3 separate regions of the Mus musculus genome follow, and regions 2 and 3 are each linked to region 1. The links are chromatin loops, found by intact Hi-C in ENCODE. Cell type or tissue: heart. All regions are shown on one strand. Region 1 has its middle 73 kb from the start of Gnat3. Region 2 overlaps Gm31612 (a long non-coding RNA gene). Region 3 holds the start of Cd36 (CD36 molecule).

The links. Hi-C counts contacts between places; a loop is a spot of excess contacts. Peaks named below come from ENCODE experiments on the same cell type or tissue, not always from the same donor. Only the 100,000 strongest peaks of a DNase experiment are listed, where the experiment ranks them.
Region 2: it touches region 1 in a loop (2.4-fold over the local background); 3 of 42 quality-filtered maps call a loop at or near these places.
Region 3: a loop joins it to region 1, with 2.6 times the contacts of the local background. A loop is called at or near these places in 7 of 42 quality-filtered maps.

Annotation. Positions count from the first base shown.
Region 1 is chr5:18,032,011-18,040,010 of GRCm38, reverse strand. No RefSeq gene overlaps it. Among named protein-coding and RNA genes, the nearest start is that of Gnat3, 73 kb to the right of the region's middle. In heart, no CTCF peak of the experiment used is centred here; a DNase peak (open chromatin) is centred at 3,570.
Region 2 is chr5:17,938,229-17,946,228 of GRCm38, reverse strand. It overlaps Gm31612 (a long non-coding RNA gene), which reads right to left. Exons shown (of 3, transcript XR_389766.2): 2 at 4,412-4,545. Among named protein-coding and RNA genes, the nearest start is that of Gm31612, 10 kb to the right of the region's middle. In heart, no CTCF peak of the experiment used is centred here; a DNase peak (open chromatin) is centred at 7,508.
Region 3 is chr5:17,828,490-17,836,489 of GRCm38, reverse strand. Cd36 (CD36 molecule) reads left to right here and starts at 594. Exons shown (of 15, transcript NM_007643.4): 1 at 594-872; 2 at 6,941-7,034; 3 at 7,506-7,715. The coding sequence starts at 7,596. In heart, no CTCF peak of the experiment used is centred here; a DNase peak (open chromatin) is centred at 479.

The sequences.
Region 1 (8,000 bases):
GTGATATTAATTAGAAACAATCTTTTGCTTGAATCATCTGGAATAGTGTATGACAAAGGAAAACTTCAGAAAAAAGTAGAACCAGAGTCTTTCTGCAAATGCAGAGAGACAGATTCTTGAGAAAGAAATGATTGGCTTACATCACCACAAATGCCTATATTGACATGCAAGTAGGTGTGACGGTTTGATGACTGTGTTGGTTGATTTTCGTCAACGTGATACAACCAAGATATATCTGGGAGGAGAAAATTTTAATTGAGAAAATGTCTCCATCAAATTGACCTGTGGGCAACTCTGTGGGGACATTTCCTTGACAATTGCTTGATATGGGAGGGTCCAGCCACTTAGGACACTGCTATCCCTTGAGAGGGATTTTCTTTTTTGTTGTTTTGTTTGTTTTGTTTTGTTTTGTTTTGTTTTTTGGAGACAGGGTTTCTCTGTGTAGCCGTGGCTGTCCTGGAGCTCACTCCATAGACCAGGCTGGCCTCGAACTCAAAATCCACTTGCTTCTGCCTCCCAAGTACTGGGATTAAAGGGGTGCGCCAATATTGCCCAGCAAGAGGTGATTTCTGTAAGAAAGCAGGCTGGTCAAGTCCTGGGGAGCAAGTCAGTAAGCAGCCTCTATTGCCTCTGCTTCAGTTTTCATCTCCACCTCTTTGCCTTGATTTTCCACAATGGTGAATGATGACAAGAACGTATAAGGTAAAGTAAACCCTCCCATCCAAACTTTGCTCTGGATTATGGTGTTTATCATAGTAATAGAAGACTAACTTGGAAGATGAGAAAGAGAGAAAATGAACACCAGGCTCCTCAGACTTTGCAACAAACAGGGAAATCATTCTATTTAAAACATTCTAAGTAAAGAAAAAACTAACACGACAAGTATTTATTTCTTGAAGACACACTATCATTTAAACACATTTTGTGAATTTGTAATCAAATGGAAATGAAGCACCCTAAGAAGGCAACGATTTTAATGTGTCATAAACTTACTATTAACTCGTTACCATTAGCAGCCATCATACCTCAGCCTCTCACAGCATCCATGAGTATGATTTGTAATATTGTTATAACTCTACAACTAAGAAGCTGAAGCTTGGGGGTGATAAAATAAATTAGAAAATAGACACAAGGGCTGGAGAGATGGCTCAGCAGTTAAGAGCACTGACTGCTCTTCTGAAGGTCCTGAGTTCAAATCCCAGCAACCACATGGTGGCTCACAACTATCTGTGATGAGATCGGATGTCCTATTTTGGTGTGTCTGAAGATAGCTACAGTGTACTTACATATAAGTAAATAAATCTTTTTAAAATAAGGAAGGAAGGAAGGAAGGAAGGAAGGAAGAGAGAGAGAGAGAGAGAGAGAGAGAGAGAGAGAGAGAGACAGAGAGAGAGAGAGAGAGAGAGAGAGAGAGAGAGAGAGAGAGAGAGAGAGAAGACACAAATTCAGCTCAGGGCCACTGAGAGCATGGGCACAATGAATTGAGGGCACGGTAATTTCCCAGGACTGGAGGGAAGTGCCCCCATCATACCGTAACTTCCTTAAAAGATGTCTCTGTCCATAGAGGGGTAAAAAGAAAAGTAAATTCTTTCTTTCTCAGAGAAAGTTTTGATTTTTATCACTCCTGATATTATATTTCCAAACACTTTCAAGACAAGGGTGGTTTGGGGACAGGGTGAATCTAAATACTTGGATGCACAAAAAGTTGCAAGTGTGTGGAGAATCATCTTCCAGACAAGTGACAGTGGCAGCAAGCTTCTATGTCTAAAAGGGGCAGATGTTAGAAATCCAAGGATTGTATCTGGGATGTACCATGAAAATATATACTAGACTCTGTCGCTGAGACTTTAGGAGGGCAGGTTATAGACCTGTGAACATGGGGGGGGGTGTACAGGCTAATTCAGGTGATGCTGAGGCTGTTGCTAATGTTTAGATAATTCAAGACAGAGCTAAGCATTTGTACAGGAGGTAAGGCAAAGAAAAGAGAAAGAAAAAGCAACAACATTCTCAAAAGAAGAGAAAGCAGAGAACATTTAGAGGAGTTTTAGAGAAAGTTGGCTGGAAGGCACATCCTTTTTGCAAAAGAAGAAGAAAAAACACAAACAAAACCTAAAAAATACTTCCAAGTGTAATAATTCTGCCAGGTTCAGCCACCTTTATTATCACCACCAGCACATTCAACCTGTCAGAAGCAGTTTACTTTTGAATGATAGAAAGCGAGGCACTCAGCAATGTTAAAGGTAAGAAGGCTGTCGAATAGCTTGCAATGGAGAACACCCACCATGTCAAGTGGGACTGTTAGCATATGGTCCCAGTTCACAGTTCTCAACCTAAATGAATATATGCATCAGCATACAACCACAGGCAGCTCATAGACAAGAAGGCCTTAGAGCTCTGTCCTGGACTAGCATCTTCAATGACTAAGGGGTAACTGGAGGCATAAAAGGTCAAAGGTTTAGATTTACTGTTCTTGTTGTTGTAGTTACTGTTCTTCTTGTTGTTAGTTTGTATGTTTTTGCACACATGTGCCACAGTGCATATGTAGAGGTCACAGGACACGTTGCAGGAATTGTTTGTTCCTTCCTGTCTTGTTGAGGCAGGACCTCTTGTTGTTTTTGCAGTTGTGGTTCTGTCAGGCCATGTGGCCTGCCAACTCCTGCCTGAGTCTCCTCTGCCTCCCATTCTTCTAGTGACCCACCAGCATTACAAATACCTGTCCTTGTGTCTGGCTTTTCAAGTGGGTTCTGAGGAGCAAATTAGGTCATAATCTTTGTGGACCCATTCCTTTTACCCTTTGAGCCTTTCCCCAGCCTCAGGAACTTTTGTGTGTATGTGTGTGTGTGTGTGTGTGTGTGTGTGTGTGTGTGTCTGTATCTATGTGTCTGTGTGTATGTGAATGTGTGTATGTGTGTGTGCACATGTGTGAGTGTGTGTGTATGTGTATGTGCAGATTTACTTAATTTAAGAAAAACATATTAAAAGAGTTATTCACAGGAACATAAAATAAAGAAAATAAATAAGGAAATAATATCCCGTGGGCTTTAGAGGCATCTAAATCTCTCTTTCACTAGCTGTGCCCCACTCCTGGCTCTATTAGCTTTCCCTTGATATAATAAAAAGGAACCATAACTGAAATAAGAATGGTGCCTTACCGTTTCTAAGCTCAGTGACTGAAGTATTGGCTATTATATGTTCTGTGTCTCACAGGTCTGAAATCAAGGCTGCAAACCACGCATCATTGTTATTCAAGGCTTAGTGTCACCTTTCAAATAGCTACTAGTTTTTTTGTTGTTTGTTTTTTGTTATTTTGTCTTTTTGGTTTTTGGTTTTTTAGGTTTTTGGTTTTTCCTTCTTTTTTTGTTACAAGGACAAGCTTACTGTGTAGGCCTTTGGTCCTCCCTCAGACTTCCTGGTGCTGGAATTAGAGGCACAGAGCACCGCACTGACTCAGCGGTTTTGGAGAGGACTCTGTCTCTAGTTGCCACTGAGTTCGTGTCCTCTGACTCCAGTTGCTCACGCACGTCAACTATTTACTCTACTTTAGCTGTGCTTTCTTTGCCTTCTTTCAAGGCCTCCTTTTTATCTTACTTCCTCAAGTTCAAGGCTGACATGCCCCAGTGTGGATTTCTGCTATCCTGTATGCTTGTCTCAGAGCTTCGTGATGACGTGCTCGCTTCCTTCCCACCTCCCTTCTCCGTCTGGTTCTCATGGGTGTGTGGCTCCCTTTGCAGTCTCTCCACAATTCATGCACATTTTGTTTTTATTTTTAGCTTTTATTTTCTGTTTGTTCTTTCACATCGTTAGTTGTTATCAGCATATCCTCTAGCTCAGAGTCCTTCTTCAGGCGTATCTAATCTACTAGATCTAGTTTTTATCTGCAGTGGGTTCTTTTTTTTTTTTACTTGTTTCTAGAATTTCCATGTTTCTGCTTACGCTGCCCATCTGTTTTTACATCCTGTCTACTTTTTACAGCGTGTGACTCATAGGGCTTTTTTTTTTCCTGTCCTAGCCTGATGATTGGGATACCTCTGCAGTGCTTAAACCTGTTTCTCTGGCTCATTCGTCAAACCCTTTGACTATGGTTTTTTTGTTGGCTTCTTTGTTTTGTCCACTTTTCAATATTCTTTCTAATGTGCTCTTCATGGCTGGACATGATGTACTACTGGCTAAAAGGCGAAGCCTTTAGTAATGTGCTAGTAAGACGTGAGCAGAGAGTAGGGGAGAGAATGTTAGGAATGCTTGTTTTCTTTTCCCAAGGAGAATCTGAAAAAAAAAAAACACACACAAAACAAAACAAAACACAAAACAACACAACACAAAGCTCCAGTGGTTAGTTTTCAGGAACATGTCTTGATAAGAAGAGGCTCAAGTGAATTTTCAAAATCATTCTTTTCCCTCCTATGTTACAGAAGGACAGAAGGTGTCTCCCCAATATTCACAATGAAAGCACACAGAATTGTGGAGATTCCCTTGTGACGAGGACTCCTGGAGTGCTTGAGTGTCAGATGTGTCTCCTGGAGCCGTCAGACTTTAGTCAGCTTAGCTAGGGGTTTCATGCCTAGGGCTGCTTTCTGCCTAAGGCTTCTCCCTCACCCTTCGCTGTGACAAATGAGATTCTTTGTATTTGTCTAATTCTCTCATTTGTGACTGAACACTTCAGAAATACTTCCATATGTGAGCTTATCATGTTGATTAAATCTACTTCTTACTGACTCTCCTCTGACTCTTACTGTACCCCCATCCAGTATCATGTGCTCATTTTGAGCCCACCAAGTCCACTTAGTACTGCCAGTCTGTGATGGGTACAGGACCATCCACTGGAACATGAGCACAACTAGTCAATGAATAGAGTATAAGGAACTATGGAGTGCTTAGCCCTAAATGGTACATCTGCATCACATTCCACCTCTTCATGGACTGAGGATCATTGCTGAAGAAGGGGACAGAGAGGTTCTAAGGCCCGGGAATAGTGGAGAGCTGTTGTGAAACTGTTTCCCACTTGCACACACAAGACCGAAACAAGAACAAGCTAGCCCAAATTCCAGTGAGGATTAGAATAGACTCCACAGCTAAGTAAATATTAGCAACTGATGGCTGGGCTGCTACGAAAGGAAGATTAAGTGTTCTTCAGGGATGTGTCTCCAAGTAAGTTCTGTTTTATCTGCGCTATAGTATTAGTTTACGACCTTGGGCAATTCTTTTAGCCCACACTTTTCCTTTCTAGTCTTTGTTTGTTATTTCAACTGCCTATCTTTGGTTTAGACATCTCTGCATTCCAGAAATTTACATTGTCTACCTGGCTTTACTGAGGTGACCCAAGGCCCCTCAAATGGAGCATGTTCAAAATGCCATCCTGTAACCTCTTCTTCTCAAACTTGGGCCTCGTCTGTCACTCCCAGTCTTAGCACTTAACAAGCTTCTCTGACATCTCTTCACTACCCAGTCCTCTCAGTATCTTATAGATGAGCTAACCATCATGTACGTGGGACTGTCATCAGGACTGTGTCACACTTTCTGTGCCTTTTATCTATCTTTAATGACCTGACTCAAGTAATTACAATAACTATGGCCCATTTTCATTAGCTTTCCACTCACGTGTACAATATAGTCTCTTTCCTTTTGCTCATTTTTCTACACAACCAAGTGGGTGGTTAAAGGAGATCTTCTAAAATTTCAAACCAAATCATCCCAGACTATGACGAAACATTTGTTTATAAAATAAAATGTAAAACCTTGTCTGCATCTTAAAATACTGTGCATCATCTCATCCGATCCTTTTGATCTGAATTCACAGTTCCCTTCCCTGGTGACTTCTGGTTTTTCTATACCTCAATGGTTTTTTCACCTCAGAGGATTTGAACATGTAACTATGTCTTACTCCCTTCCTCTCATCATTACATCTTCAATCACAGTTCAAGCTTAGTTTTCTAGAGGAAGCCTGTCGGATGCCTCACACTAAATAATGAACTACAGTATACATTTTTATTGAATCTATTATTGTGCTTATAACATCTGCATTTTGTATTTATTTCTAACATTTTTTTATAATTGCTTTCTTCTCCATATCCTGGGAGTTTTAGCAAGGTATAATTTGTGACTTACTTTTCTCTGGACTTTTTATCCTCCTCATTGAACACAGTATTTACCTGGTGGCAGATGAAGTATACACATTGAACAAATAAATACACAAATGAATGATAAAATGTGCTGAAATTCAAAATAAAATTTTATTTTATAATTCCTCATGAAATATGCACCTTGTAATAATGTCCCATCCTGCCTGCACTAAACAATTAGTATTTTGAAATACATACTCACATTTATTCATTCCTGATTTCTCAAGGACCAAAATGTAAATATACTTACTCTCTGGTTTATATATGAGTAACCTGTAAGGATATATAAGTAAATATCAATAAAACTGCACAAATCATTGTATTATTTAGATGTTAAAAAGGCACCCCTTTATTATGGAATCACAAAAAAAAATCTTGTGGTTTTTAGAGCAAAAAATTCAAATTGGAAGCCATGAGCTTTCATTTTTAACCCTTGTCTTAGTGCTAGAAAGGTAAAGTTCACCAGCGCCAGCTTAATGACTTAATAACTTTATATCTGCAACGGAGGGAAGATCAAATGGATGGCATTGTCTATCCATGATTTAAGAAATGAAGCCTTCTGTCTTCTTCCAGTATTTCTTCCTTCCCATATGTGTCTATTTTTAGTCATACAGCCTGAAATAAAAATCAGTTTAATCTCTAATAGACTTAGAAACCTTGTCCTGTTTTTCCTGATTCTTAAATACACTTTGAGTTTCATCTGACCCATGTTTTGCTAAAGGCAGAAACACATTTTTCCTCATAATAATAAAATTGTCATTTAGACCTTCAAGTAGAAAAAATATATTAGTTAAGGTTGAATGCTGTTTGTATGTCTGCAGTATAGCATTGCCTTTGGGAAGTACCAGGCTAAATACTAAAAGTTTTTTCATTCAATGGAATGAGTTAATTGTCTGGAAAATATCTAGGCCTAGAAACCATGTTAAGATTATTACAACACCATTTTAGTGAAAGATTAGAGTGTCAGGGAAGAAATCAGCTTGCATGAGGAAGCTCGCACTGCACTGCCTTTCTATACAAAGTGGCAAGACTTTTCCTGGATCAGGGGAATCTTTTCTTTTGTTCAATATTTTTAAATGATAATAAATCAGACTAATAGAATTCTAATGGTTCCAACTTTGGAACAAGTAAGATTTCTGCCAGAAGAAAGTTTGTGCTTAACCATGACAATTTTGTGTATTAAACACAGCCATCTTCTGCTTTATAACTCAAAGTGTCATCTTTATTTCATGCTTAACTTATCACGTAGACTCAGGATGAATACTCCATCCCTGGTAATGCCAACACATTCTCCTAAGTTATGGATTTTACTTGTTATCAGGAAAGTGCTTCTTAAAATCGTTTTCTATAGCAGCAATGCTCAGTTTGGTGTTGGTTACAGCTGCAAACCATGATACACAGAGAAGCTGTGAGGCCTGAATAGTGCTCCCTCTGCTGAGGACTGGACCTTGTGAATCATCAAAACTGCCTCCCGCTGTGAGACGTTATATTTCCATGAATGTGGTCTCCTTAACATAGTGCAAGTAATGCTTTTGTTTCACTGAAATTTGGCTTATGAAATCATCACTTTGTACTGAACAGAACTGAAAAATAATAAAGAAGAAAAATATTTTTAACTCCTGCACCCCAAATAAAAAGCTACTTCAGAATCTATTCAATGACATTGCTGTGGTCAATGTATCTTCCAATTTTCCAAGGGTGTGTTTTATAAAATGTTAACTGAATAATTACACGTTCTGCTAAAACTGTATACTGTGTTTCCTTCTCAAAGACACCTAGAATCATAGGAACAAATTTAATGGCATTTTATCTTGTATACTAATATCTTGTTTAATGAAACTATATCCCTGTCTTAGATAATTCAAGATTATATAATAGAATATT
Region 2 (8,000 bases), 94 kb after region 1:
AACTAAATTTACCTCCCTGTTTGGGATTAAAGGTGTATTCCAATGGCATGTCTGTATTCCAGCTAGATCACACGAACCTTGAAGGTCTCTGGATGCGATCTCTTGACAGAGTCACCATGTAGCTGTATTAACATTCCTCTACAACAAGATATTCTGATTTTAGTATTTTGTCTCAGTGGCTCTGAGTAAATTTAGATGTCTTCATGTTTGTGAGGTGAAGAAAATAGAATTCTGAAAGTAAAATTCTAGGTAACATTTAACAAAGGAGAAAATTTATGTATGGCTGCACATGATATAACAATCCTTATCAATCTCTGTGTTTCCACATGTTCATGTAAAAATAAAAAATTTAAATAAGATTATATCATTTTCCTTTCCCAATTCTTTCCAATTTCTTCAATGTCTCTCTCCCTTTCAAATTTCTATTCTTATTCTTTATTATTATTCCATATATTATATGAATATAATGGATAAATGCAACCCGCCAGATGCATTTTTAGTGTTGCTTGTATGTATACGTTTCAAGGCTGACCATTTGAGATTGGATAGTCATCTATGTCCTCATCTCTGTAGAAGATTAACTCTCCCTGTCTTCACATTCCTTAGTTGCCTATTGCTCTTATTTAGTAATAGGGCATGTGTATTTTTCCCCATCTGCTCTGTCATATAAAGAAGACCCAGTCTTTCAAAAGACTTCTAGGACCTCCATTTCTTAAAAAAAAACTTCTGTCCCCTCTTTCATCGTGGTCCTTTCAGTCTGAGGTGTAGAAATTGTGTTGTAAAAATACTCAGTGGGTTTGGGGCTCCCCGATCACTTGTGGAATTTTGACTAGTTCCTGTCTGCTGTAAGCAAAAACTCCCATTTGTACACACTTATTTGTATGTATAAGGATATACATTTAGAATGTATTTAGGAATTAAAGTAGTTTATGAAAGTGGCAATAATTGTTCTCCTTTGAGATTTATGACCCCAGAAGCCATGGGTGACTGATTAGTTTTTCAGTATCATTATTTTCCTTCAACTGAACAGGATTTATGTCTAGTTAGACTGCTGTCAGTCACAGCTAAGTTATGAACATCACCGTAATACCTGTTGAGAGTGCATACTATACTGGTCATTGTGGTTCATAGGACAGGTAGGAGTATCGGATGCTTTCTGTGGTTGCAGTTTATATAACACCTTAAGGTCCTATCAAAGTTATCATGCAGGGCAGAGGTTTTGGATAAGATCAAGGCTGACCCCTGAGTTCTGTGTTCAAAGTATATGGACTCTTGAGAAATAGTGATTTACTTTCAGTTCCTGGGAGATAACTAAGGGCAACAGTAAAGGCCTATATTGTCTGGAGATTCTCTTAGACTCCTCTGACCAACAACACAAGAAGATCTTTTTACATGCCTGATACAAGACTTTTGTTAGTCTGTGGTTCCTGAGGGAGCATTATCATTCCAAGTAGTATATTTCATACTATATATACTATGCATATATGTATAGTTTTAACTAAATATAAATTGATATAATTCTTTATGAATTTTTCAAGCATGTTTATTGTTATTTATCCTTTCCCCTTCTTTCTCCTTTGGATTCACCTCTCTAACCACTTTATAAGTGGCATATAAGACCTTTACCCTACTTTCTCTATTTCTGCCTTGTTCTTCTGTACCTGTCTCTTGCATTCCTCCTCACCCTGGCCCCATTTCATATGCCTGGTTTCTGTTTTTACTTCAGGTTATGGCTATATACTCACATCTAAAAATTCATAGAAGAGACATACAGATGAGAGAGAACATGTGGTTTTTGTGTTCTCAATTTTCATTCAGTAATTTTTTTCTACTTCTATTCATGGTCTGCAGATTTTATGATTATATTTTTCATTACATTAGAACAATATTTCATTATGTATATTTAACATGTTTTTAATCACTCATTCATCTGGTGAAGAACGTTTATATATATATATATATATATATATTTTCTTTCTTACTTCTTGTTAATAAAGCAGGAGTAGACATGGCTGAGCCATTGTCTGTGGAGTAAGAGTTCAAGTTCTTTGGGTATATGCCAAGAAGTAGCATAACAATGACATATCATAAAACAAAACAAGGATGGTGAGGATGACTCAGAGGATAATGTGCTTGCCTTGCATGCTGACCTAAGTTCATATCCCCAGAACCCAAGTCAAATGAAGTCAGCAGCACATATCAATAATCTCATCATTCGTGGGACAAGATAGGATGAGAAACCAGGAGACTCTCCAGACGCTCACACCCTATACAATGATGACCTTCAAGAGATCTCTCAAAACAAGGTAGAAGAGGAAGATACCCCCCACACACACACACACACTTACTTTAAAAATGAAAAAAAAAGAAGAAGAAGAAAGCAAAGAAAGGAAACTTACCTAGAAAATTCTCCTGAGCATGTAATGTACTTTACTTATATATATAAATTTTATTTTTCAAAGGGTGCCTCAAGTACAAAGGTCCCTAGGATATATGACTTGACTTTTTGACTGCCTTATGAAACATAGAGCCATACTGATGAAAGAGTAAATGAATGCATGTCCACAGCTATTGTTGCTGCAGGAAGAATTCTGTCTTCTCTCTTCAGTTATTGTTCAAGTTACTTCAGTAATCTGTAATTTTCTTTTTGCTTTTTCTTCATTGTATTTTGAATTTTTAAATATTTTAAATAAATAAAAATTGGCTTATAATCAAGAATGTTATATTGACTCTTGAAATTTGAGACTGAATTATATGAACCCATTGTGATCTTCTCAATGGTGAAAACAATTTTTTCATTATTTGTACTTTATTTTACCTTGAAAACATTAGGTCTGAAAATAGCTCAATGTCTTCAGGACAGGGCCATAATTTTCAAAGGGAACAGAATCCACATTCTTTTGCTTTTGGCTTTTTGTTATTGTTTTGTTTTGTTTGTTTGTTTGTTTGTTTGTTTTTCCAGACAGGGTTTCTGTGTAAAGCTCTGGCTGTCCTGGAACTCACTCTGTAGACCAGACTGGCCTCGAACTCAGATATCTGCCTGCCTCTGCCTCCCAAGTGCTGGGATTAAAGGAGTGCACCACAACTGCCTGGCTAGAGTCCACATTCTTGTGGGTCTTTCTTTATATTACCATACAAAGCTTCCAAATGCAGTGTAAAAATAGTGTTGTCTAAGACAAAAGTAAGCATTTGAAAATTGAGTTGTAAAACTGTTATGAAACAGAAGGAAAGGTTATCAGTTTTGTACCATAGATAATAAAAAAATGAAATAAACTATACTCTTCAAAGTTCTTTATAACAAAAAAAGTAATGAAAGAGCTGTTGCTGAAGAGAAGTTTCAGGATAGAAAAGTTGAGGCATATTTTAAAATAAATACACTAAAAAGAGAAACACATTTGATAAAGAGGCAAAAGAGACTCTGGAAATAAAAGAAACTGAAGAGCCAGATGTAGCTTTCTCAGTGGCACTGGGGGGGGGGGAGGGGAGGAAGACCAGTAAAGCATCAGTTAGGAAAAGACCTATTTATCGTGGTCAATGAATTTTTGCAAAAATCAATGCAAGGACCTGTAGCACATTAGCAATTGTAGCCAGTAAAGGTGAGTCTTCAGAGCAAGTTTATTTAACCAGGGAAAGAAGAAAAATTTCAGACAGTAAATTTTTTTTCTGAATAAAATGACCATAAATCTAAAATCTGGAGAAAAATATCTATATCTGAAAGGTTTTCTGTGATTCTCATTTGTAATATAACTAAAGGGCCAACTCCAAAGTACCTGACAGTAAGTGATGAAGAAGCCGTTGCTGAAGAGAAAGTTCAGGATAGTTAAGTTGAGATATATTTTAAAATAAATATACTAGAAAGAGAAACACATTTCGCTATTCCATGTCTCTCTCAAAACATGGAAAATTAACAGGTAGGAGTTAGCAGTCAGTTAGTAGTGCTACTTGTGGTCTCCGCTAAAACAAACTTAGGGCACTTCTGGCCTCATTCCTCAATAGATGAATCTTCTTCCTTTCAGAACAGCCAATAAGCCTTTTGAGTCTTTCCCTTGTTGCTATGGTATGTGCTGTTGACTTCAAGGTATGCCGCTAGTTCATAAAATGTCAACTGAGATTCTAAGCATTGTATATACTCTTCTCTGGTTTGGTATAGGTCTCAATAGTACATACAAGAAATCTTCTTTTAAAGTACTGGGTGCTGCAAACCATGTGGTGTTTCCAAGATTTTAGTAAGATAAAGATGATCATGAGGAACACAGTCCCACCATGGAAGAATTCTTATGCCTTCCTTTACTTCCACCAATAAGTTCTATATCATGGACATCTCCTTACCGTCCCCTGCTTCCTTACTTGCTCATATAAGGAATTGAGCTCAGGACCCAATCAAACAAAGTAGCAGTACTCTACGACTCACCTGTATGTCCAGCCCTCTCCTTCCTTCTTTTTTTAATATTTAACAATGTCACCTTAAAATTCTAGGCTGTCCTTCAACTCATTCTGTAACACAAGCAGGTCCAAGATGTATGATCTTCTTCTTCATCCTGCTGCCTAATTGAAGGTAAAAGCATGTAATGTTAGGATTGCTTGCTTTTATGTCTTTTTTAAAAATAAAATACAATCTTACTTAACTTAAACATAAAATTCTGTTTGTGCAGTGGAACATCAGGTAGCAATATGAAGCTTGGTGTTAAAAAACACATTGAACACCCAGAAAATACCCATCTGCCTGAAGTCAGAGCAGCACTAAGATGAGATAGTTTGTGGTAGAGAGAAGGGAGAGAAAGAGGAGAATTGTGTGCACAGTGAAGAGAGGCAGAACTGGAGATCTGAGGGCCTGATGTGAGTAACCTGTGCTGCTGCTACTACAGGCTATGGTGGTGTTCTGTCCTGTGTTGCTACCAATGATCAGGTCTGAGTCTGTGGCCCTGCAGCAGTGGGGGTCTGTGTCTATGTCCATGGTCCATGCTACCACCAAAAGCCATGCTCTGGACCACTGCTTGGGGCCATGTTGTCCTCACCTGTTATTGGATGCAGCACTCAGGAGATCTTACCTTGCCCCTCATGAGGGTAGGGGGTAGTGCTGCAGATCTGGCATAGGACAACTGGGAAGCTGATAAACTCAGCTACCACTCACTCAGGCCCAGATCCAGGGCTTTGAGTTAGCAGGCCCCAATATTTACCCAACCGATGAACTGTTGGAGCATGTTAAGGGGCCATTTCTGCAGAAGGAAAGCTGTAGACTCTCCGTGACACAAGGCAACAACAGGATATCTCAGAGGAGTCTAAGCAACGATCATAGTGTAGCAGAAGCCAGAGGCCTTGGACAAAGCCAATGACTCATTACAGTGAATATTTGCAAGTAAAGCTGTTTGGGCAAAAGGATATAATATGTGACACACTGCAGCATCTATGGAAAGATTTTTTTTTTATTTTTTGTTTTCTTTTGGTGAATGTATTGCAAAGGGTAAAGGGCAGATATGGAAGGATGGAGAGGTGAGAGAGGTTGAAGTTTATAATGTGAAATTCACAAAGTATCAATAAAATGTTTGAGAAAAACAAAAACCAAACTTATTGGGCTTCCATAAATACTATTCCTGTCAAATCATTCTTGTCACAGTACAACCTGCTTGATGACTAAATTATTTGCTATGGATTTCAATGTAGATTTTTACAAAGGGTTTCCACACCCTATGTAAATGGTAAATATTTCTAAACACGATTGTGCATCAGTAACCACCATGTCAAAATAAATAATGATCCTCAAAAAGAGAAAATAAAATACCCTTTTGCCATATTTTAGGTTTTACTAAAGGTGAGAAATGTGAACATATGCTGACCTATTTTAAAGACCTAAGGGTTCTTCAGTCATTTCAACTTTCTGCTCCCATTTACTAGGAAATCGGAGCACAAAGCTCAGCTTAATTCTTGGGTGTGGAGGATATTTTCCAAAGCCCAATATTTCAGATGCTGGCTGAATTTAATGACTTGTTTTTAATGTGTGGCTTCCTTTCCTCACAATGAACCAAAGTCAATGAGTTTTGAGTTGATTGATGGAGACTATTACAACACATGAGGAAGACAGCAAACTCTATTAAGACAGGGGAATGTGGGCTCTTGGCATTCAAATGGATAAAATACATAGGCAACTTTGACTGTCTCCATCTACTCTATAAGGGTAGATGTCAAACTTCATAATCCCCGGTAGAAGGTAACAGCTGAGAGTCCCATGGCTGCTGTCAAAAGGTTGTAGGAGGGTTTTACACTTCATGTGGATGTTGAAACCCAGGTATTAACAGTCTCCCACAAATAGTCATAAGTTAAAACACTGGTCCCAGCTGGTGACACTATTTATGTAGGTTTTGGGTACTTCGCTTGGTGTGGCCTATAAAAATGAAGGTACTAGAGAACTGTGTAGAGAGCCTCTCTTATAAGCATTATCTGTCAATAGAAAAGACAATGGCCAATGAGCAGAGGCAGAAAATATGAGGTAGGAAGAGATACTGGTAGGAAGAGATATTGGTAGGAAGAGAGAAGATTGTGGGAAATATTAAGAGTATAAAAGAGACATCCAGCTATTTTGAAGGCTATCATTTCCCTAATTTCTTTCTCAGCCTGTTTATTCTTTGAGTAGAGGAAGGCTACTGATTTGTTTGAGTTCATTTTGTATCCAGTCACTTTGCTGAGGTTGTTTATCAGGTTTAGGAGTTTGCTGGCGGAAGTAAAGTATCATCTCATCTGCAAATAGTGATATTCTTCCTTTCCATTGTCTCCCTTTGACCTCCTGAGCTCCCAGGGACTAAACCACCACCAAGGAGTACACATGGAGGGACCCATGGCTCCAGCTGCATATGTAGCAGAGGGCCCTTGGAGGGCATCAACATTTGAAATGTAAATAAAGAAAATAGGAGAGAGAGAGAGAGAGAGAGAGAGAGAGAGAGAGAGAGAGAGAGAGGAGGAGAGGACAGGAGAGGACAGGAGAGGACAGGAGAGGACAGGAGAGGACAGGAGAGGACAGGAGAGGACAGGAGAGGAGAAGAGGAGAAATTCAAGGAACACAGTGAGGAGGAGAGGGACATAAGCCAGCAGGGAGATTCTGAGGAGACTCAAAGAAAGAAGTGCACCAGGACTAAAAGAGAGGTAACTGACTACATCATAGACATAAAATAGTTTAAATGGATAAACAAGTTAAGAGCTAGTCAGGAAAAGAGCCAGAGCTTATGGCCTAGGCATTTAATAATAACTAGTTAGTCTCAGAGTCATCATTCCAGGAGCAGGACTGGGAAGGAAAAAAATGTTTTCCAGAAATGTTTTGGGAGAGTCTGCCTTACCTTTGGCCTGCCTCCCCTACATTTATCCTCTTCCTGGCCATTATGATGTAATTTGTTGTGTACTGCTATGTCCTCCCTGCCACTATAAACTGTGTCCTCTGTAATCATGAGATAAGCAGTCTCTTCCTGTAAGTTATTTATGTCAGATGTTTTGTCCAACTGATAAGTCAGACAAAACAGAAGGCTTGGACACCTAGTAGCTGGAGAAGCTACTAGAGTTTTGGATCAGAGAAAGAATTTATGTTGTCCTTTCCCCAGTGCTTGGGTCTGGTAGACAGAGTTATGAAACCAAGGGCCTTAAGGAGACAAAATTACAAAGAGGTAGGCAGTACATCTACTCTATGCTCTGCTCGTCCCTCACTGCTTCCACTGACCCACATATGACTTCAGCATCCATGGTGCCAAATTACACCCATGGTGACTCTTGCCCTAGTTTCCATCCCTAAGAAAACTTCCATTGTATTCTACATCACTGAAGCAGCCATGTGTGTCCCATTGGCAATGCTGTCTTTACCACACCTACTTGCTCTGATAGAAATCACCCTTTCCCAAAGTGGCCTTCTGAGAATGAGGACTCTCTGAGCCACTGCTGTATGTATTGTGTGCAGAGAAATTGAGTTTAGCCAAATAAGCTTAAAGAAGAGTACACTGTGGTACATAATCAGAATAAAGCCA
Region 3 (8,000 bases), 200 kb after region 1:
GCTAGTGGATTTTTTGTGAGAATATTCTTCCCATTGTAGATCTAGAATGGCTGAGGTTGATGACATGCTATGCTCAGTAGTATTAGAGTTGTTTGGTACTTGTGCTTTCTATTTTGGATGAATATATTTAGGCTATTTTTTTTATAAGCATATCACCATCCTCTTGAAATTTCAGCTAAATTAACAACAAAAAATGACAAATAGTTAAGAACTTCCATCTAGAACAATGGGCCATTTCCTTTTGTAAAATTTGTTTGTCATCCCTGTTGATTGACAAGAGTTTCCAATTGTTTTCCAAATTATGAATCTGAAAGTCTTCAGGTTCATGCTAGGTAGTATAGAAAAACACTCTTCTCTGCACTTTATGACCTGAGATTTTCAGGCTTTGTTGGGACAGACCAATCAGTTCCCTAATTTACTTCCCCCTTGCTGCTACACTCCAGCATCTGGAATAACAATTACAATGGAAAACAAAGTATAGAAGGGGCGGCTCAAATCAGGGGCGGCTCAAATCAGTTCCGTTGGTTCTCTGGCCTCTGACTTACTTGGATGGGAACATGGCCAAAAAAAAAAAAAAAAGACTGCTGAGTATTTCAAATGTAGGTGATGGGTCTTCACCAGAAATAGACCCTTGTGAGCTTAACTAGCAGTGAAGTGTGACTTTTTTCTTTCTCTTCTTTTTTTCAATTCCCTTGGCAACCAACCACAAATTAGCATCTGACATTGAATTTTTTAAAGCTCGTTTCAACTCTCACACACATAAGTAGTGAGGAATTCAGGGTAGGGGTTTTCTACTGAGGACTTTTTCTTCTTCACAGCTGCCTTCTGAAATGTGTGGAGCAACTGGTGGATGGTTTCCTAGCCTTTCAAAGGTAAGTTATATGGGATTTTCCCTTTACATTAAAAAAAGAAAGAAAGAAAAATTTGTCTGCCTTTACACTGAGAGGAGATAATAGCATTTTAAAACACTTACTATGAAAAATGTCAAATGAAGAATAAATAAATCCATTGTTTTCTTACAGTCTTTAGGCTTTATTGAATGCTTATATGTTATTTACAGATCTACCTATATTTTTGCTGGATAGTATTAAAATATTGTTCAGTGACAAGTGATATTTTAGTTTATGATTTTTGATATCATGTATATTTTCAACACTCCTTTGTCAATATTTAAAATGATTTATAGGCCAATTTGGGTTTTATTCAAAACTTCTCTATTTAAACATGATTTTTACTTTAAAATATAAGAACATTTTTCAAGAGTGTTGATACAGTGAGATTAGTATATAAACAACTTGTAAATCTTATAGAGCACTCTGTCTTGAATGCAATTTGTTAACTATTTGCTGTTGTTCAGTGTCATTAGCTTGTTGAAGTTTCAGTGGACAATTTGTGGTGAACTTGATTATTTTCTCCACAGTTAGGAGTAAGGCAGGAATTACATATACATTTACTGAGCACTTTTCTCTAATGAACAAAAATATTTTACTTCCCAAAAGGAGTGGGTAATTTCAAATAATTACTTTAAATTTAATTAATGTGTATCAGTATACTACTTAAATGTAAAAATGAAAGAAAATTAATGCCTTTGAAAATTAAAAAAATCATTTCAAATACTAGTAAGTTATTTCCCTAAATCATAATTTTGGGTTTAAAGAATAGATAACACATTTTAGAAAAAAATTAACTACCTAATTATTAACTATTATTGTTATTAACTAAGTAACTATAAATGGCATAATTTTTAATAATAAATTTGAAATGTTTCTAAAGATGTAAGGATCCAAGACTTTCCAGTCCTTTCATAAATAATTTTAAGTTGGCAATGTCTTTTGAAAGTCTAAGAGATCCTTGCTGTACATACTACTTTGTAAATAAGTAAAAATAAAATCCTCAAGAAATTTTACTAGTTGATTTTCCAAGAGTCTTTTAGAGTATATAAATGAACAATGTAGAAAACCCTTTCCACTAAAATCATTATTGAACCAGAACAATAAACCAAATTTAGATTAACAGATAACAGGCTGGCCTGGAGAAAATATTAAAGTTAACAATGGGTGGGGTATTTGTACAGAGTGTACTGAAAAGTTTGGAATTAATTTTGAAAGTCACAGTTGCTCCTCTTACCATTAATAAAAATTATGGTTATATTTCTCTAAATTTGAATAATTTTAATATTTTTGCCTACTTTGCTTTTCATTTCCTGAAGGAACCAATTTTGTTACTATTTTGTGATTTAATTCACAGTTTTATAGTTAACTTTCTAAAATATTCAATTGCATGGTCTGATAGAGTAGTTATTTCACCACTGAACAAAAATTTAATATTACACGTGCAATGTATACAATCAGATTTTATTAAAATTTGAAAATATTTATGCAGTTTTTATATAACTACAATTACTGCACTTTTCCAAATTATGGTATTGGGCAACAAAACATTAGTTATTACTACATTGCAGTTGCTTAAAATAATATTACATAATACATGAAACTCATTATTTGCACATTTTAACTTCTTCTTGTGTACACTTGTAATCTTTCTTAATCTATATCAATCTTGGAGAAAATAGAATAACAAAATAATTTACAAAAAAACACAACTGAATCCTTACCATCTTCTGCCTTTTAGCCCTTCTCTGAGCTTATATTTAACACTGAATCATATGTGCTATTTAACCAGAGAGTTCTATTTCTACACATAATTTTATAACAATTTTCCTAGGTCTTTTGTTTCAGCATGGTCAACTACTACCAAATAGCTGAACATCTTCCTATAGAGGAATTTTAATCTAGCAACATGGCTGCTCTAGCAAATGATCATATCCAAGGTTCTCCTAGGTCTATGTGATGTGGCTGGGATGTAGACACATCTTTAATCCTAGGAGACAAGCAGCTCTCTTGGGTTTAAGCAGTTCAAGACCATCCAGGGATAAAGCAAGTTTAGTGTAATGAAAAGCTTAGCTCCATGCATAGTGGTACGTGTCTTTTAATCCCAGCACTCAGGAGACAGAGGCATGTGGACCTCTGAGTTCTAGTCAGTCAGTTCCGTTGAATCAATGAGTTGAGAGGCATTGCAGTGGAGAGGAGTTCTTGGCAATTCACTTCATAGAGTCAGCTTTACCAGGATAGTTTTAAAGAGATGGGTTGTAGGTGAAGACAGAAGGAGCCAAAGAATGACAAAGAGACAGAAGATTAGAATAGATTGACAGAGTTAGTTTGAGGCTAAGCAGAGAAATTCAGCTATAAGCTGAGAGAAGCCAGTTTGAGTCAGTCAGTCTGGAAAAGAATTGGGGCCAGAAAAGCTGAGTTGAATCAAGCAGCCAGAATTCAGAAAGAACTAGAAAAGGTAAGTGTATTCAGCAGTAGGCCTCTGAGATGACAATTGCATCTGGCAAATAAAATTACATTTACACCTTCCTGTTAATCTATGCTTAAATGTATATATTGTCTCTATAGAATCATGGCTTTATAAATACCAATAGACAGGGTGGAGGGTAAATGTATAAAAACACATAATAAATTTTTTAAAAATCCTGTGTTCATATTTAACCTGTTATTCATTAAATTACCTCAAGTTGTATTTCCATATTAGGTTATCATGGGTAGGTGCTGTTCTTTTCTTGGGAAAGGAAGGGTCTATAGGAAAAGATGACAGTTTTTAGAGTTTTATGGCCTGGTTTCCTATGTTAAGAATAAGAATATTTAGCTGTTGGTAGATGGAGGAAAAGAGAATCCATGTGCCAGACTGATTCTGGAACATTGTCATCTTCACTGTTCACATCTCAGCATGCGTTACCTGTGGGCCATGTCTTTTCTAGGTGGAGTTTCTGAGGGAACAGAGTTTGAAACACCTGTGGGAATAATTAAGAGATTCCTCCCGGGAATTTGCTCTACACTTTGGCCTATTTACCAGGGAGTCTGCTTATAGTTCATCCTACCTCAGACTTTGCCCAATCTATTGGGTTCTACTAGGTTTCTCATTTAGTAAAAGGGCCCTGTGTTTCAAAGTTCATAATAGACAATCAGACAACACCAGGAAAAAAAATAATAATACCACTTCTCCTGCTTCTTGAATTCACTCTGAAGTTCTGAAAATGCAATCTAAATGTACTTTGTACAGTGGATAAGAAATAGCAGCTGACAGATTTGTAACTAGTGATATTTTAAAACATGGCATCCTATTCCCTCTTCTCCTTTAGATTAGTCCAAACAGTTCTCTGGTCCTGATTATTCTTTGTCTTTTAAAGTTCAATACTTTAAGCAGGAAACAGTTTGTTGTAAATAAATATTTGCACTATAGAATTAATGTTAGCAAAATTAATGCTAAGTTAGAAAATAAATAACAATGTAAAATATGAGCAGGTATGCTATTGAGGAAATGTAATTTTCTCAGATCCAAATTTTGGAGTCCTTAATATCTAAATTGACAGAAAATAGTTAAAAAGACTATATGTTTCTTTGAAGATAAGTATGGATGGCCAAGGTGCTGGCTAGAATGTGCTAACTTGAGCATTTATCTCTTGAGGTCAATAAAACACCTTCAGTTTTATGTCATGTACTATGAGAAAGAAAAGCACGAACACACTATAAACCCCTCCTTCCTCGAAATGTTAAGGGACTAAATGATAATCAGTAAGCCCTAGTGAAAAAAGGATCTTTCCTATTTTTAGGGCAATCCCAGAAACTTTATTATGACATGATGTAATGATAATAAATCAATCATTGAAAATATGAACCAGTGGATAAGCTAACTTCTTCCACTCTGTCAAATATCAGCACATGGTTGAAAGAATGTTATATAAATGCTTATATTAAGGTTTATCATAATAATCTAACTAAATATATTTATTGATACCCTCGTTTTCTAAGAAGTCTGACTGTACATCAGTGGGACACATGCATGTTCTCACTTCCGTTTGAACAGACATAACTCAGACCATACCTACCTCTACCTACTGATTATTAGTCAGGGGTACATGTCCTGTGATTGATTTCTTGGCAATGGAAAACAGGTTCTGTTTTTTGGATGCTTCAGTAGATGCTGTTATAACTTTTCATCTCTTGTAGAAACCTTTTGCTTTTAATAATAGAAATACTTCAATAAGAAAAATGTGGAAATGGAATACTCACAATTCATATTTATGGTAATATAGATCCAAACAAGGGACAAATATGTGCACTCCTAGTTCAAAAGCAATAATAGTCCAATTTTAAGGTCATTTTATACTCTACTTGTCAGAATTGTAAGTGATTTTACTAAATAATTTCTAGCTTTTATTTATAAAATTTGTGTGTGTGTGTGTGTGTGTGTGTGTGTGTGTGTGTGTATGTGTGTGTGTATTAAACTTTCAGGGTTTAATTATCTCTTTCTGCCTTATAGATGCCAATCAATATATCAGGCTTGGCAGCAAGTGTACTTATGCACTGTGCCATCTCCCTGCCCCAAATAAATAATTTTAATGATGTTCATATGGACATTAAATAACTTTCCAAGTAAAGTAACTCAGTAGGTGCTTTTACTTAGATCTAAGTAATTTATATTCACCAAACTCCTATAACACACAGGATTTCCTGTCCCAGTTCTAAGATCATGGGCCACATTTCCTTTTTTTTGGGGGGGGGGGAGGGGGCACATTTTCTTAAAGAGGCTCTTTTAACTTTTCTAAGAAGAGTTAGGCAGATATGAAGTGTGTCAGGAACAAAGATCTCTGGGTTGTCACCTTGCTGTGTAATCATAGTTGCCATACCTTTTGGTTTCCCAGGAAACAACTTGGAAACCATCCAAAACTGGGTGAATATCATTTCGGCTACTAACATAGGAAATTGCCACTTTCACTTTAGATCCTATTTTGAAACATTAGAAAAGTCAAAATATAGAGAGCCAGTATTTCTTTATTGCCTCTTAGAAGGAGGCAGAAAGGTCGGGTTTATTTCATCTCCAACCTTTTATTTGTGCTGAGTGCTGGATCCCTCTGCTCTCATTTCTGCCTTACAGGTATGATTCTTCCTTTACAGTTGGCAGAATCCAGCCTTCACACCAGTTCTGTGAGTCAGTTCTGTGAGTGCTTGTAAGATTGTATCAAGGAAAAGTCTCAGACCTTCCAACTGCATGAAAGGAGTAGGGCTAAACAAAGAGAAGCTCGGGGGTTACAGAGGGAGTACAGTTGCCAGGAAAGGGTCTGGGCGGTTTGTGCTTCTCCATCTTTGAGAAAGGCTTATGGTTGTACTCAGAGTATTTTATAAATGCTCTCTGTGTGCCTTATCTTTTCTTGGTTCTATTGGCATCTGTGTAGCGCTCTTGGCTATGGGCATTTTGATGTTACACAAAACTGTTCTAAAGTACAAACCACAGGTATACACCACACCATGAAGGGTTAAACACCATCATAAAACTGTCACTGAAGCCCAACTTCTTCTTCAAGTATTGATCAAAAAGACACGATTCTATCAGTTTTGTTACAGCAGGATCCTGTTGTTCTGTAAATTGCTTCTTTCCAATGTTATATAATACCCACACAAAATAAGATATTGCAAATTAAACTGCCTGCATGGAGTGCATAGTAGCAATACTACTGTATTTAAGAGCATTGACATGAATCTCTACATAGGAAAAAAATAATGCTACTAGAATTGGATACACAAGGGAATCTTTAAGAATAACAAAAAACCAACTATAATATATACATATTATATTTGTATCTTCAAATTCTTTAGCATATGTTTTGTCAAAATCATTGATAATGAAATCAGAAACCATATACTTTTAAAAGTTTCTGGAATGTTTTCCACACTGTATGGGGAAAGTTTCAGGCATGAACATAAAAACTGGAAAGGAAGTGGAATTTTCATTAATGCTATGATTATATTAAAGAAAATAGTAGTATTGATTTTGTGATAATGTTTTTTCCTCTGCATTTTTTTTGTTGTTGTTTTGACAGGTAGTTTACAAATGATTTGAAGTGCTGATCCTTTCAGAGTCTCAACAGATTATTTCTTAAACAGCTCATACATTGCTGTTTATGCATGAATTAGGTACGTTACCACTACGGTCATGGGTTAATAGACAAGGTATATCAGTCCAGCCACATTTGTTTTGCAGGAGAATTCCTGGCAAAGCACTCAGGGTTCTGTTTGGGTGGAGAAACTAGATAGGGCGTGAAGGTATAAAAAAGCATGCCACACTGTCGTAAGGAGTATTGGGATGGGAATATGTTTATATGGCTCGCCTTAGATAAGATTATAGTATGTTAATCACGAAGGGATTAATGTGCAAAACAGAAAAGTTTAAAAACCAAGCATTCTCTCTGTTACTCCTTCTGCTTCTGGTGAGTTTTTTTATGAACAAAAAGAAGGAGTAGAACCTAGAAATCCAGTGTGGTGAAACAAACAAAAAGACTTGTTTGTTAGTTGGCAAAATCATCTGTATCAGTAGCATGATTTCTTTGTACTTTGATCTTTTTGTGCTAATACTTAAGCTTCTTTTTTATGACCTCTTTCTAATAGTAGAACCGGGCCACGTAGAAAACACTGTGATTGTACCTGGGAGTTGGCGAGAAAACCAGTGCTCTCCCTTGATTCTGCTGCACGAGGAGAATGGGCTGTGATCGGAACTGTGGGCTCATTGCTGGAGCTGTTATTGGTGCAGTCCTGGCTGTGTTTGGAGGCATTCTCATGCCAGTCGGAGACATGCTTATTGAGAAGACAATCAAAAGGGTAAAAACGACTGCGAGAACCTGGTGTACCATTTACTTATTCTCCCGTGTCTCTTGTTGTTATTGTGTTATTGTTCTGGATGCTTGCTTGTTTTATATTGTCTGGTAATTTTATGCTTTGAGTAAGAAGGGTGAATCACTGTAACCTAACAAGATAAAGTAAGCATTTGGGAAACATTACAATGTAATGCGAAGTGGGCTCACATACAGTCGTATAAATATAATGTAAATTGGACTAGAATACATTACTAATCTTAAATACATCACATTTTGTTAAGACTTCAGA